Regions from separate parts of the Homo sapiens genome. Here regions 2 and 3 are each linked to region 1. Evidence: chromatin contacts called from ENCODE Hi-C or POLR2A ChIA-PET data. All regions are on one chromosome and are shown on one strand. Each heading gives the region's core, a stretch centred on a gene start or an enhancer-like site at or near the end of the contact. The rest is flanking DNA. Distances are from core to core; before and after follow the strand shown. Region 1 holds the start of MDN1 (midasin AAA ATPase 1). Region 2 overlaps LOC105377891 (a long non-coding RNA gene). Region 3 overlaps GABRR2 (gamma-aminobutyric acid type A receptor subunit rho2).

The links. A loop is a pair of places that touch in the nucleus more often than their neighbours do. ChIA-PET counts read pairs that join two places held with the same protein, here RNA polymerase II (POLR2A). Pooled maps may share reads with other maps.
Region 2: a loop to region 1 is called in a pooled map, with 3 times the contacts of the local background. The contact joins the enhancer-like site here to the promoter of MDN1 in region 1. A Hi-C loop is called at or near these places in 2 of 37 single-sample maps with no recorded cell type and 9 of 50 pooled maps. POLR2A ChIA-PET finds 5 or more read pairs at or near these places in 1 of 52 experiments (MCF 10A).
Region 3: a loop to region 1 is called in a pooled map, with 4 times the contacts of the local background. The contact joins the enhancer-like site here to the promoter of MDN1 in region 1. A Hi-C loop is called at or near these places in 2 of 37 single-sample maps with no recorded cell type and 9 of 50 pooled maps. POLR2A ChIA-PET finds 5 or more read pairs at or near these places in 1 of 52 experiments (activated CD4-positive, alpha-beta memory T cell).

What each region holds. Positions count from the first base shown.
Region 1 is chr6:89,817,199-89,821,761 of GRCh38, forward strand. It overlaps MDN1 (midasin AAA ATPase 1), which reads right to left and starts at 2,596. Exons shown (of 102, transcript NM_014611.3): 1 at 2,308-2,596. The coding sequence starts at 2,409. RefSeq lists enhancers at 1-433, 1,054-1,673, 2,250-2,639, 2,294-2,913, 2,914-3,533 and 1 more.
Region 2 is chr6:90,348,526-90,353,088 of GRCh38, forward strand. The region is part of intron 5 of LOC105377891 (a long non-coding RNA gene); the gene reads left to right. Among named protein-coding and RNA genes, the nearest start is that of MIR4464, 38 kb to the left of the region's middle. Within about 2 kb of position 2,331, at least 4 of the 41 ENCODE cell types and tissues checked have a DNase peak (open chromatin) inside an H3K27ac peak, as active enhancers do.
Region 3 is chr6:89,296,994-89,301,556 of GRCh38, forward strand. It overlaps GABRR2 (gamma-aminobutyric acid type A receptor subunit rho2), which reads right to left. Exons shown (of 9, transcript NM_002043.5): 2 at 2,766-2,872. Among named protein-coding and RNA genes, the nearest start is that of GABRR2, 16 kb to the right of the region's middle. RefSeq lists enhancers at 336-1,535, 921-1,230, 1,657-1,726. Within about 2 kb of position 1,943, at least 17 of the 41 ENCODE cell types and tissues checked have a DNase peak (open chromatin) inside an H3K27ac peak, as active enhancers do.

The sequences.
Region 1 (4,563 bases), core at 1,346-3,845:
GCCCGACCACCTTGGGCACATTTTCTCAGGATCTCCTGGGGCTGTGTCATGAGCCATGGTCACTCACATTTAGCTCAGAATAAATCTCTTAGAATATTTTAGAGTTTGACACTTTTCATTGACAAAAGTATCACAATTTGGGAGTACCTTAATCTGTTAATACAGTCAATAAACATTTACTGCCTACTGCATATCAGACACTGTATTGGACACTACAGCTACACAATCCCCTTCTCTGGACATACTCTCAATCAACTACTGAGAATCAGTTAGTTGAAACAAAGATTAAGAGGAAGAGGAAAGGGTAAAGTCAGAAAAGTCTTCCTGGGGAAGACCATTTCAAAAGCAGTCTTCCAGAACAAACAAGTTAACTGAGCAGGGCATAGAAGAGAGATGTAGCCTTCTAAGGAAAGGAAATGCAAAGTCAATGAGGCAAGTAACAGCAAGGAATGGCCCAGACAATAACAACAGACATTAACAACGGGAGGTGACTCCAGTCAACAATAGTAGAGGGTAACAACCTGTGGTCATTGCAGGCAGTTTAGTGTTGCTGAAATAGCAAGCCCTGAGCAGAAAGTAAACAACCAGTCTGGGGCAGGGTTTCTTTCTTAATTTTGCACCACTGCCATTTACGACGGATAACTGTTGTAAGGGGTTGTCCCATACATAACAGAATGCTTAGCAGCGTCCCTGGCCTTGATGCACTAGATGCTAGTAGCACCCCCATAATGAATAGTTGTGATAACCATAAAGGTCTCCAGATTTGTCCCTGGGAGCAAAATTGGCCCCACTCCCCAGAACAATTGGGCTTGAGATACATCAAAAAAAATACTTCAGGGCAGGGCGCTGTGGCTCATGCCTGTAATCCCAGCACTTTAGGAGGCCAAGGCGGGTGGATCACCTGAGATCAGGGGTTTGAGACCAGCCTGACCCACACAGTGAAACCCTGTCTCTACTAAAAATACAAAATATTAGCCAGGCATGGTGGCGCACGCCTGTAATCCCAGTTACTCGGGAGGTTGAGACAGAAGAATCGCTTGAACTCGAGAGGCGGAGGTTGCAGTGAGCTGAGAGGGTGGGCCATTGCACTCCAGTCTGGACGACAGAGCGTGCCTCCGTCTCAAAAAAAAAAAAAAAAAAAAAAAAAAATTTAGGCCGGACACGGTGGCTCACTCCTACAATCCCTGCACTTTGGGAGGCCAAGGCGGGATGATCACTTGAGCCCAGGGGTTCCAGACCAGTCGGGGCAACAAAGGGGGACCTTACAACTACAAAAAAAAAATTTTTTTTTTAATTAGCCACACCTGGGACCCAAGTACCTGGGACCACACTCACCTGTCCCGTGGCTCACGCCTGTAATCCCAGCACTTTGGGAGGCTGAGGCGGGTGGATCACGAGGTCAAGAGATCGAGACCATCCTGGCCAACATGGTGAAACCCCGTCTCTACTAAAAATACAAAAAGTAGCTAGGCATGGTGGCGCTCGCCTGTAATCCCAGCTACTGAGAGGGTGAGGCAGGAGAATCGCCTGAACCCGGGAGGCGGAGGGTGCAGTAAGCCGAGATCGCGCCACTGCACTCCAGCCTGGCGACACAGCGAGACTCCGTCTCAAAAAAAAAAAAAAAGTGTCTTCAACTCAGATAGAAGGAGTCAATGAGAAGGTTCTTAAAAGCCCGAAGACCTATTTCCCAGAAAACTCTAATTAACCTTATAATTTGTATAGTTAGTTACAGTGAGTATGAGCTGTCTTGCTCTGTACTTCAGCTGTTGTAAGTGTTTACGAACTGTCTCCAAAAACAGATGCAAATTTCCCTCATGGCAGAGATCGTAACGAATTTATCTATCCACTTTCTCACAGCGCCACACCGTTCCTTACGCACAGCAGGAATGCAATCAGTATTTGTCGATGGTTCCCCAAACTAACAGGAGTGGCTGCACTACGCACACTTAGGTGATACGTACACTTGTCAAAACGGCAGAAACGCAACCTCAATTTCAGAAAAACAAACCACATTCCTTTGGGAAGGCCACCTCTGCCACAAGCAGCCAAAGCGCTTGCATAGGGGTGAGAGGCGATGGGAAGGGTACTGGAAGGCTCCCCCAGATAAAAACAAAAGACTCCTTCCAATCGCCTCAAACACGCTCGGAAACCTCCACGACCTGCGCCAGCCCACAGGAGGGGGCCAGCTTGACCTGAGGCTGCACCACTCCCCACTTAAAGCGGCGAGTATCGGCGGGGGAGCGCAGGAAGCTTACTAGTGGGGCGACCCAGTCGTTCCGGCGCTTTCCCTCTCCCTTCACGTCTTACCTGCTTGGCCAAGAACCTGCCCAACTCACTGCGGCTCTTCTCGTTCTTGGCTGCGATTAACCGCAGCGGCGCGGCTGCCACCTCCAGCAAGAAGTGCTCCATGACCCAGGGCCCTCACCCCGAGCGGCCACCTGCGCTCCCTACTTCGCGGCCAGCGTCCCCAAGCCGCCGAGGTCCCAGTGCCCGAGCAGCCAGCAACTACGCCCGCAGGAAAGGCGTCCTCAGCTCCAGCGCCTACACCGGGAGAGGGGCACCACACGTGGGTGAGCACACGGCGTTTGACGTCATCAGCTCGGGACGGCTACGCTGCGCCCTCCCGGCCTCAGCCCCTCAGCGGCGGAAACGCCAGTCTTCGCTGTCCCGCCTTTTCCGGGAGGGAAATGGAAACAAAAATCTAGTCGGTTTGGATGCAGGAGTGATGGGGACTCGCGAACACAGCACGTGGTGGGACAGAAAGAAGAGTGCGTTAGGCCGGGGAGGAAAGAGGGGGCGTGTGAGTCTCAGCCCACCGTGCCTTGCTTCTGCCTTAACACACGGAAAGATCAGATGTGAGAGAAAAGCTGATTCTCGGCCGGGCGCGGTGGCGCATGTCTTTATCCCAGCATTTTGGGAGGCCGAGGAGGGCAGATCACTTGAGGTTAGCAGTTCGAGACCAGCCTGGGCAACATGGTGAAACCCCCTTCTCTACTAAAAATACAAAAATTAGCCGGGCGTGGTGGCGCGCGCCTGTAGTCCCAGCTACTCGGGAGGCTGAGGCAGGAGAATCGCTTGAACCCGGGAGACGGAGGTTACAGTAAGCCGAGATCGTGCAGCTGCACTCCAGCCGCGCGACACAGCAGACTTTTACTGTCTCAAAAAAAGAAAGAAAAGCTGATTCTCCCCTTCTTGTTAGCGGTGGCAGTTACCCCCTGTATAGGTAGGGGTCAGCAGTAACCTTAGTTCTTGCCTCCTCAGAAGAAATAATTCCACGAAGGGCATAAGGCAGGATAGACCTAGACAAGTTTCAGAATAGAAGTAAAAGTTTATCAAAAAGCTTTAGAACGGGACGGAAAGAAAAGGAGGAAAGTACAACTTGGAAGACTGCCAAGCAGGCGACTTGAGAAACCAAGTGCGCAGCTTGACCTGTTGACTTGAAGTTTTATATGTTGGCATACTTTGGGGAACTTGCATTGCTTCTCCCCACTCCTGAGATCTTACTGGGAAGCTACTGATCAGTTTCAGGTGTTTTCTATTAGGAGACTGCCTTTCGCTGGCCCCGGTGAACGTTAGAGAAACAGTTAAGAACCGCCTGACCATCGTTTGATTGTCACCCAATAGTCCTGGTATGTGTGGGGTGGGGAGCGCTCTCCTGTTCTGCTCATACCTAACTAGTTAACATTCTGCCCCAGCAATTCCCCTTGTAGGACTCTAGCCTGCGGAAATCCTCACTAAGTGTGACAAAGACACCCCTTGCAGTTTTCTTAATACAGATATTGGAAGAAAATGTTCAATTGGGAATATTAAACTATGGGGTGTAAGTTATAGCATATTCTGGAAGTCATAAAAAATAGTAGAGTCCATAACATTAAAAGTGCACTTGTGGGCTGGGCGCAGTGGCTCAAGGCAAGGCAGGCAGATCACGAGATAAGGAGTTGGAGACCAGTCTGGCCAACATGGTGAAACCCTGTCTCTACTAAAAATACAAAAATTAGGGCTGGGTGCCTTGGCTCACGCCTGTAATCCCAGCACTTTGGGAGGCCGAGGCGGGCAGATCACCTGAGGTCAGCAGTTTGAGACCAGCCTGACCAACATGGTAAAACCCTGTCTCTACTAAAAATACAAAAATTAGCCAGGTGTGGTGGTGCATGCCTGTAATCCCAGCTACTCAGGAGGCTGAAGCAGGAGAATCGCTTGAACTCAGGAGACGGAGGTTGTGGTGAGCCGAGATCGTGGGATTGCACTCCAGCCTAGGCAACAAGAGCGAAACTCCGTCTTTTTTTTTTTTTTTTAAGTGGGGCCAGGCGTGGTGGCTCACGCCTGTAATCCCAGCACTTTGGGAGGCCAAGGCGGGCAGATCACCCGAGGTCGGGAGTTTGAGACCAGTCTGGCCAACATGGTGAAACCTTGTCTCTACTAAAAATACAAAAAGCTGGGCATAGTGGTGGGCGCCTGTAATCCCACCTACTCAGGAGGCTGAGGCAGGAGAATAGCTCGAGCCCGGGAGGCGGAGGTTGCAGTGAGCGGACATCGTGCCAGTGCACTCCAGCCTGGGCGACA
Region 2 (4,563 bases), core at 1,081-3,580, 530 kb after region 1:
ACCCAGATATTAAGAACTCTGAGCTCCCATGTACACATAGTCTCCATAGAGTTCTTCTTTTGACCAGAGAGCTTGGATGAAAAATCTAGTAAATTGGCAGAAAAGGAGTCTATCAGAAGCATATCTAATTGCTCATACATGGATGGGAAGTGTGGGAAAACTGGCTGGGAAAATAACAGCCAAGTTCATGTCATCCATCCTTCCCAATGAACCCTTGACTCCACTGTCATAGCCATGAATAAACTCCTTCCAGAGCCAAAGTCTTACGTGGGCATCTGATTGACTGAGTCTAGGTCATCTTCGTAAGCCCTGGATTGTAGTGAATTACAGGAGGGAAATCAAGGTTGGGTGTCCTGGCTCATGCCTGTAATCCCAGCACTTTGGGAGGCTACAGAAGGAGGATCCGTTGAGCCCAGGAGTTCAAGACCAGCTTGGGCAATGTAGTGAGACCTCATCACCATTTTAAAAATTAGCCAAGTGAGGCAGTGTGCACCTGTACACCTAGCTACTTATAAGGCTGAGGTGGGAGAGGATTGCTTGAGCCCAGGAGTTTGAGGGTGCAGTGAGCTTTGATAGCACCACTGCATTCAAGACTGGGCAGCAGAGCAAGACACTGTCTCTAAAAGAAAATAAATAAATAAATGGGGGACATTTTAACTCTTTTATTGTTTAACTCAGCCCCTTTTAACTTTTACAGAGGGACAGATGGGGCTGTGTCTCCCACTAGGACCTACACTCTTGGTGATATTCTGAATAAGGAAGAGCGGCCAGATGCTGGACAGTGAAGGCAAACTTCCATCATGCTTCTTCCTCATCTTTCAAAGAGTCCAAGACAGGGACTCATATGCCTGCACTGTTATTCTGAGTTAGCCTCTTGCTCTCATTGCTGGTTAAGCTGGAGTCCTTAGTTCTGGCTTTGATAGTGAGCTCATCCTTCATATTCAACACATTACCAAGTTCAACCATCAACATTTACTTCCACCACAGTTCACTTCTGCCCTTCTCTATTTCCATACCCCTAGTCCAGAAGTTCTCAAGCTTTAGGGTACATGATAATCAACTGGAGGAGTTGTTAATATACCTATCTCTGGCTCTCATCCTCAGAGTTTCTTTCTTAAAACTTATTTTTAGAGACAAGGTCTGGCTCTGTCTCTAAAAATAAGGCTAGAGTGCATTTGCAAGATCACGGATCACTGCCACCTTGACCTCCCAGAGTAAAGCAATCCTCCTGTCTCAGCCTCCTGAGTAGCTGGGACTACAGGTGTGAACCATCACACTTATTTTTGTCTAGATGGGGTCTCAGTATGTTGCCCAGGCTGGTCTTGAACTCTTGGGCTCAAGTGATCCTCCTGCCTTGGCTTCCTAAAGTTTTGGGATTACAGGTGCCAGCCATTGTGCCTGGTCTCTCTCAGAGTTTCTGATTCAGTGGGTCTGGGGTAGGGCCTGAGAATTTGCGTTTATAATAAGTTGCTGGATGCTGCTGCTGCTGGTCCAGGGGCCCCACTTTGAGAACCACTTTCTTGGTCTGAGCCATCATCATCACTTATTTGGACTATCACTTTGGCTTCCTAACTAATCTACTTCCACTTTTACCTGCATTCTCCTTACAGCAGCCAGAATGATCTTTCAGAAGTGTAAATCATATCATGTCTTTCCCTGATTAAAACTTTTCAGCGGCTTCTGATCCCCTCCTTAACATGGTCTGTGAGGCCCTGCAAGACTTAGCTTCTGCCAGCTCCACAAACCCACCTCACCAGCTTCAGCTACTCTGCCTTCTGTTCTCCCACCTCTGGAATGCTTGACCTTCTAGGGGAGACTGGCTGGCCCTTTCTCATCCTTGAAGATTAAGCTCAGATATTACCCTCTTCTAAGGCAATCCTTGAACACCCAGTCTGAAGTGGCCTCACCCTTGTTTTTTCCCTTCATTGTAGTTATCACAATATTAATTATCTTATGTATTTGTTATTCTATTTATTGCTGTCTCTTCCACTAAGATTGTAAGTTCCTTGAGGGCAGGGTCCTTGTCTTCTCAGTCTTCCTAGCACCTTCTATAGTGTCTGGCACAGCAGTAAGAACTCAATAAATATTTGGGGAATAAATGTATCTGTATTTGCTTGAAATGGACAAGTGATATGGTTTGGCTCTGTGTCTCCAACCAAATGTCATGTTGAATTGTGATTCCCAGTGTTGGAAGAGGGACCTGCTGGGAGGTGATTGGATCATGGGGGCAGATTTCCCCCTTGTTGTTCTTGTGATAGTGAGTGAGTTCTCATGAGATCTGTTGGTTTAAACACGTGTGGCACTTCCCTCTTTGTGCTCTCTCTCTCACTCTCTCTCTCTTCCTCCCTCCCTCCCTCTCCTCTGCCACCAGATGACGACATACTTGCTTCCTCTTCACCCTTCTGCCGTAATTGTAAGTTTTTTGAGGCCTCCCAACCATGCTTTATGCTTTCTGTACAGCCTGAGGAACTGTGAGTCAATTAAACCTCTTTCCTTCATAAATTACCCAGCTCAGGTAGTTCTTTATAGCAGTGTGAGAACAGACTAATACAACAAGGTTCACGTATTTTTCCTGTAAGGCCCCCAAAGTTCTGCATACATCAGTGGATGCAAATAGATGCTTTGAGGAGGAATATCACCATCTCCAGCTGTCAGGCTGATCGAGTCTGATTGGCACCCACTAGGATTTCCCTTACACATGTAACATGTGGGCTGCTGGAGGCAAAGGTAATGTTTAGTAGACCTCATTCCTCATATCAGATCCAACCTTCCTTGTCATCTCTTCTGACTGTCTTTCTGTTTCTGCTGGTTTGCTCAGAGCCTGTCACTGCAGCACCTAATCAGGCCGATCTCTTTAGCACTGACCTAGTCTGGTGTTGGACTTCTCTCCTTGTTATCAAAACATACCTCCCTCTTTCCTCAGTTCATGAAGTTGGAAGACACTTCTCTGCTACTGTGTGGTGATGGGGGCGTTAGTGGGGTAAACAGTTTAACTGTTTTAACTTCATTCGTGGTTAAGAGGTACCAGGGGCCCTCTGATAATAAAACACAGCTAAGATGTATCTAAGGCTTATAGAAAGCAACAATAAACCATTTTTGACTGTGCAGGAATTTAAGTTTTTATATAAGAATATACTTCATTTTGGATTTTGTACAAAGATTTAACATGTTGAAATTTTAAAATATTATTTGAATAGTAAGGTTGTGAAATCATACAAAGTGAAATTTAAAAGATCCTGAAAAACAAGTTGGAAAATAGCTTTATATTGATCAGCCGAGAGTTTGACATTTGCCTCTTTGACATGGCATATACTGATGCAATAGGAAACATTGCATTACCACACAAAAAAAGTTTATTTACAGACCTCAGAGTTGCATTCAGTAACATTCTTGGCCAAGATCAAAACGTGGAACGTTTTTTCCATTCAGAAAAGCAGAATCACTTAGCCTGAGTCATGACTGCCCACTTTTTCCCATATGGTTGAAATACTGTCTGTTGGCTGAGGTTGACAATTTAAAGACTTTGTGGCTGATTAGTTCTAACTATGGTAGCAATTGAGAAAGGTAACGTTAGGTACTATTAAGAAGGAGATATCTGGCTTGTTGAAAAATACAAATCAAACACTGTAGCAAATATTTGGTAAGGGAGAAAAAAGCTGAAATAATGAAAACTGGCTGGCATCCCCAGTACCTCTCTCCCCATCCAATAATCACAAATCCCCCTGATTCTTTCTTTGTCTGGCTCTTAGAGTTAACACATTCTATCTGTTTTAAAAGTTCACACCCTAGTCTGGTGCCTGGCATTGATTCAAGCTTCTCTGCCTCATGGCTATTGATCAGTCTTCTTAGAGCAACATTTTTATAGCCCTCCCTTCTGATCAAGATTTGTCTCTGGGGATAGTAGGCAAACTCCCACTCCCTGGTATGGCATCAATAACCCTACATCACATGTGGTTTTTAAAATTGTAGTAAAACATACATAACAGAAAAGTTAACATTTTAACAATTTCTAAGTCTATAATTCAGTGGCATTAAGTACATTCACAATATTGTGGAACCATCACCACTATTCATTTCCAGAACTTTTTCATCATGCCAAACAGAAACTCTGCACTCATTAAACAATAACTCCCCATTCCTCCTCCTCTATCCCCTGGTAACCTCTATTCTTTCTGTGTCTATGGATTTGCCTATCTAGGTACCTCATATAAATGAAATCATACAATATTTGTCATTTTGTGTCTGGCTTATTTTAACTTACGTACTGTTTTTAAGGTTCATTCATGTAGCACATATCAGAATTTCTTTTTTTCTTTTCTTTTTTTTTTTTTTCTTGCTCTGTTGCCCAGGCTGGAGTACAGTGGCATGATCATGACTCACTGCAACCTCTGCCTCCTGGGCTCAGGTGATCCTCCCACCTCAGCCTTCCGAGTAGCTGGGACCACAGGGACAACCACGTCCAGCTAATTTTTGTATTTTTTTTTTTTTTTACAGATGAGGTTTCACCATGATGCCCAGGCAGATCTTGAACTTCTGGGTTCAAGTGATCCACCCACCTTGGCC
Region 3 (4,563 bases), core at 693-3,192, 520 kb before region 1:
GCTCCTGATAGCATCACTAGCCTTGGGTAAAAAGGTACAACACATTGTTCGGAATAGCACCCACACTCGGTGCACACCCACAAAAGACCACACTGAGGCACGGCCACGTTATGACTTTTGAGGACCCTGGGCACTTTTGCTTCATGGGCCTCTTCCTCTATAAAAAAATATCAAAAAGCATATTTTATGATTGTGTTGGTTTAATGATGAACATATTAATAGTATATATTAAAACAACTTCTGCTTAAAAGTTTGTTTTTCTTATTTTAAGATAAAGCAAAAACATTTTGTTGTGGGCCCCAGGCAGTGTGCCTATGCCGCCTAATGAATATGTCAGCTCTGCGCCAAGACATGCAAGTAGGAGACAAGAAAGGGACCCAGCTAGGAGGGGGGTCCAACCTCAGCTGACCTGGGACATTTACTTCACCTCTCTGTGCCTCAGTTTCCTCATCTGGGGACAATAATAGTATCTACTTTGTAGAACTGATGAGAGGATTAAAATAAGATTACATATATATATGTACCTTGATTAGAATGGTGCCTGGCATAAAAAAAAATCCCTATGAAAGTGGTAGTTGTGGCTGGGCACAGTGGCACACGCCTGTAATCCCAGCACTTTGGGAGGCTGAGGTGGGTGGATCACTTGAGGTCAGGAGTTCAAGACCAGCCTGGCCAACATGGTGAAACCCTGTCTCTACTAAAAATACAAAAGAATTAGGCATGGTGGTGCATGCCTGCAATCCCAGCTATTCAGGAGGCTGAGGGAGGAGAATCGCTTGAACCTGAGAGGCAGAGGTTGCAGTGAGCTGAGATTGCGCCTCTGCACTCCAGCCTAGGTGACAAAGTGAAACTCCGTCTCGAAAAAAAAAGTGGTAGTTGTCATGCATGTTATTGTTGGTTATTGTGTTTCCTAGCCACTGTACGCCTCTATGCTCTTAACTGTTGCTGTGCAAGAAAAGTGGAGCTTCTTGCTTTTGGGGACGCCTTGCTTAGACTTCCTGGAGCAGATGTAGCTATTTTAAAGCTGCTTATTAGTATAACTTTATTTTCGTAAAATTCCTTGGCAGGCTTGCCCATGACGAATCCCCGAGGAAACCCAAGAGCTACCAGAAATATGGTGGCCTCTTCTTGACCTTCCGTGGGCGTCAATCAGGTTGCGGTTGGAAGGGAGATGAGTCACAGGCCTGTAATCTGCCACCTGCTTTTCTCCTTCTGCTTAGCAGGTGTCAGAGCTCAGGGAATTTAGTGGGAGGCTTTGAGGCCTTTTAAAATGCATAGGCTTCTGGGATAAATTAATTTCTTAATCCCTTAACAGTCACACAAGAGGAAGGTCTGGCAGCTGGGTTTTTCAGAGGGGACAGGAACAAATGTCTGTCAGGGGTTTTACATACATTATCTTGTTTAATCTGGACAACAACCCCATATGTGGGGATTACTCTCCCCATTTTATAAACAAACAAATGGAGGCTCAAAGGATTGGTGACCTGCCTGGAGGTCACAGCTACTCCTTTTTACTGCCCCAGAATGATAGGACCTACTAGAGGATCAAGGGCAGAGAAAAAGGAAAAAGGGAAGCCAGCCCGCCTGGGTCTGTCTTGGCCAAGGTTCATCAACTGAAATTCTTGGTGCCTCAGTTTCCCCAAGAGGAGAGGAAAGTTGGCCCAGGGATCTCATACATTCTGCTATTCTTACCCCACTCTCTGCCTAGTCAGAGCAGATGACTGATTCCTTTCCCAGCTGCTATGGCCTGAATGTTTATGTCCCTGACAAATGTGTATGTTGCAATCCTAACCCGCAATGGGATGGTACTAGGAAGTGGGCCTTTGGAAGGTGATGAGATCCTGAGGGTGGAGCCCTCACCAGTGGGATTAGTGCTCTTAGAAAAGAGGCCCTAGAGAGCTGCCTTGCCCCACCCACTATGTGAGGTTACAGTGAGAAGGCACCGTCTATGAACAGAAAGTGGGCCCTCAGCACACATGGAAACTGTTGGCACCTTGATCTTACTTCCGGCCCCTGGAAACATGAGAAATACGTTTCCATTGTCTATAAACTGCCCAATCTATGGTGTTTTGTGTGAAAGCCAGAACTGACTAAGACACTGTCCACCTTCTCCATAGCATTTCTCTAGTTCCTGGGAAGGACACCCACTGGCCATGCCTCCCCTCCCTGACCCCAAGACTAACAGAGCACCTTTGGGGGCAGGTGTGCAAGAAATCTTTGTAATGAGTTAAGCTCTTGTTGCTGCACTGGAAAACAGGTGACTCCATCAAAACAGCAAACTCCCAGGTAGTCATGGCAACAAAGTTGCAATGCCTTGTTCAGAATTCCACTCACACCCAGACACACACACATGCCAAAATAGTGCAGAGGGAGGGCCACACTAGGACTTTTGAGGATCCTGGGCACCTCTGCCTTCATGGGCCTCTTCCTCTATAAAAATGACAGAGGAGCTATTTTGTGTCCTGATTCTCCTTGCCTGCTCTTATATTTGTAGGACAAAAAAGTTGGCAGCTGCAGGGCCTGTCTCCTTTGTGAATGTAAATGGCTTAGTCACTGGTGGGCCCTCTTTAGTCAACGGCCCTCTCCACTACTTCCTGCTCTTTTCTCCTTGGGAAAATTAGGGACTCAGGAAATGGAGTCAGATTTATGTGAGTGGGAAAATTGCACCATCTGAGGAAGCGCTGTGCCAGAGGGAGCCAGAGAGGGCAGCACATCACATCCCTGGGGCCAACCTCCCACCTGGCATCAAGGAAGAACAGTCCTACCTCCGAAGGCGGGTCTCATGCTGAAGTCGTGCTCGTCCACTCTGAGAAGCTGCTGAGGCTTTCCCTTCCGGATCTTGGTCACATCAAGGTTCTTCTTATATAAGTGACTGTGAAGACAAGCAAGAAACTATTTTCCATCGGCTCTTCAATGCATTGAGTGAGATGATTTGGGCTATTACTCCCTGCAAGATCTACCTGTTAGGTACCTTTTCTCCATTCTACTTCTTGGCCCAGGGGAGAAGGAGGGCTGAAGGACCCTCCACACACACGCCAGATCCTCACAGGTAGACTGACCTGAGGACCAGGTTCTTCTGGAGCCTTCTGAAAGTGGATGCCCTCCTGGGCAGGACAACATTCTACCTTGGTAAAGGCTATAATTGGATGAAAATGGTTGGATTGGCTGCTAGCTAGACTAATAAAGAAGAAAAGGGAGAAGATCAAAATAAACACAATTAGAAATGAGAAAGGGGGCTAGGTGCAGTGGCTCACACCTGTAATCCCAGCACTTTGGGAAGCTGAGGTGGGCAGATTGCTTGAGGTCATGAGTTTGAGACCAGCCTAGCCAACATGGTGAAACCCCATTTCTACTAAAAATACAAAAATTAGCTGGGCATGGTGGCACACACCTGTAGTCCCAGCTACTCAGGAGGCTAGGGCACAAGAATCACTTGAACCAAGGAGACGCAGGTTGCAGTGAGTGGAGATTGCGCCACCCGGGTGATAGAGTGAGACTCTGTCGCAAAAAAAAACAAAAAGAAATGACAAAGGGGATGTTACCACTGACCCCACAGAAATACAAATAACCATCAGAGACTACCATGAACAACTCTGTGTACACAAACTAGAAAACCTAGAAGAGATGGATAAATTCCTGGACACATACACACCCCAAACCAAATAGTGAACCAGGAAGAAATTGATTCCTTGAATAGACCAATAATGAGCTCCGAAGTTGAAGTTGAATCAATAATAAATAGCGTACCAACCAAAAAAAAAAAAAAAAAAAAAGGCCCAGGACCTGATATATTCACAGCCAAATTCTACCAGATGTACAAAGAACTGGTACCATTCCTACTAAAACTATTCCAAAAAATTGAGGAGGCGGGACTCCTCCCCAGTTCATTCTATGAGGCCAGCATCATCCTGATACCAAAACCTGGCAGAAACACACACACACACAAAAGAAAGCTTTAGGCCAATATCCTTGATGAACATTGAGGCAAACAATCCTCAACAAAATATTTGCAAACCAAATCCAGCAGCCCACCAAAAAGTGAATCCACCACAATCAAGTAGGCTTCAATCCCAGGATGCAAGTTTGGTTTAACATACGCAAATCAATAAATGTGATTCATCACATAAAACTAAAGACAAAAGCCACATTATTATCTCAATGGATGCACAAGAGGCTTTCGATAAAATTCAACACTCCTTATTAAAAACTCTTAATAAACTAGGTATTAAAGAAACACACTTCAATACATATGTGACAAACCCATAGCCAACGTCATACTAAATGGGCAAATGCTGGAAACATTCCCCTTGAAAACCAGCACAAGACAAGGGTGCCCTCTCTCACCACTCCTATTCAACATAGTATTGTAAGTCCTGGCCAGGGCAATCAAGAAAGAACAAAATGAAGGGCATCCAAATAGGAAGAGAGGAAGTCAAACTATTCTTGTTTGCAGATGATGTGATTCTGTATCTAGAAAACCCCATAGTTTTGGCCCAAAAGCTCCTTCAGGTGATAAACAACTTCAGCAAAGTTTTGGGATACAAGATCAATGTAAAAAATCAC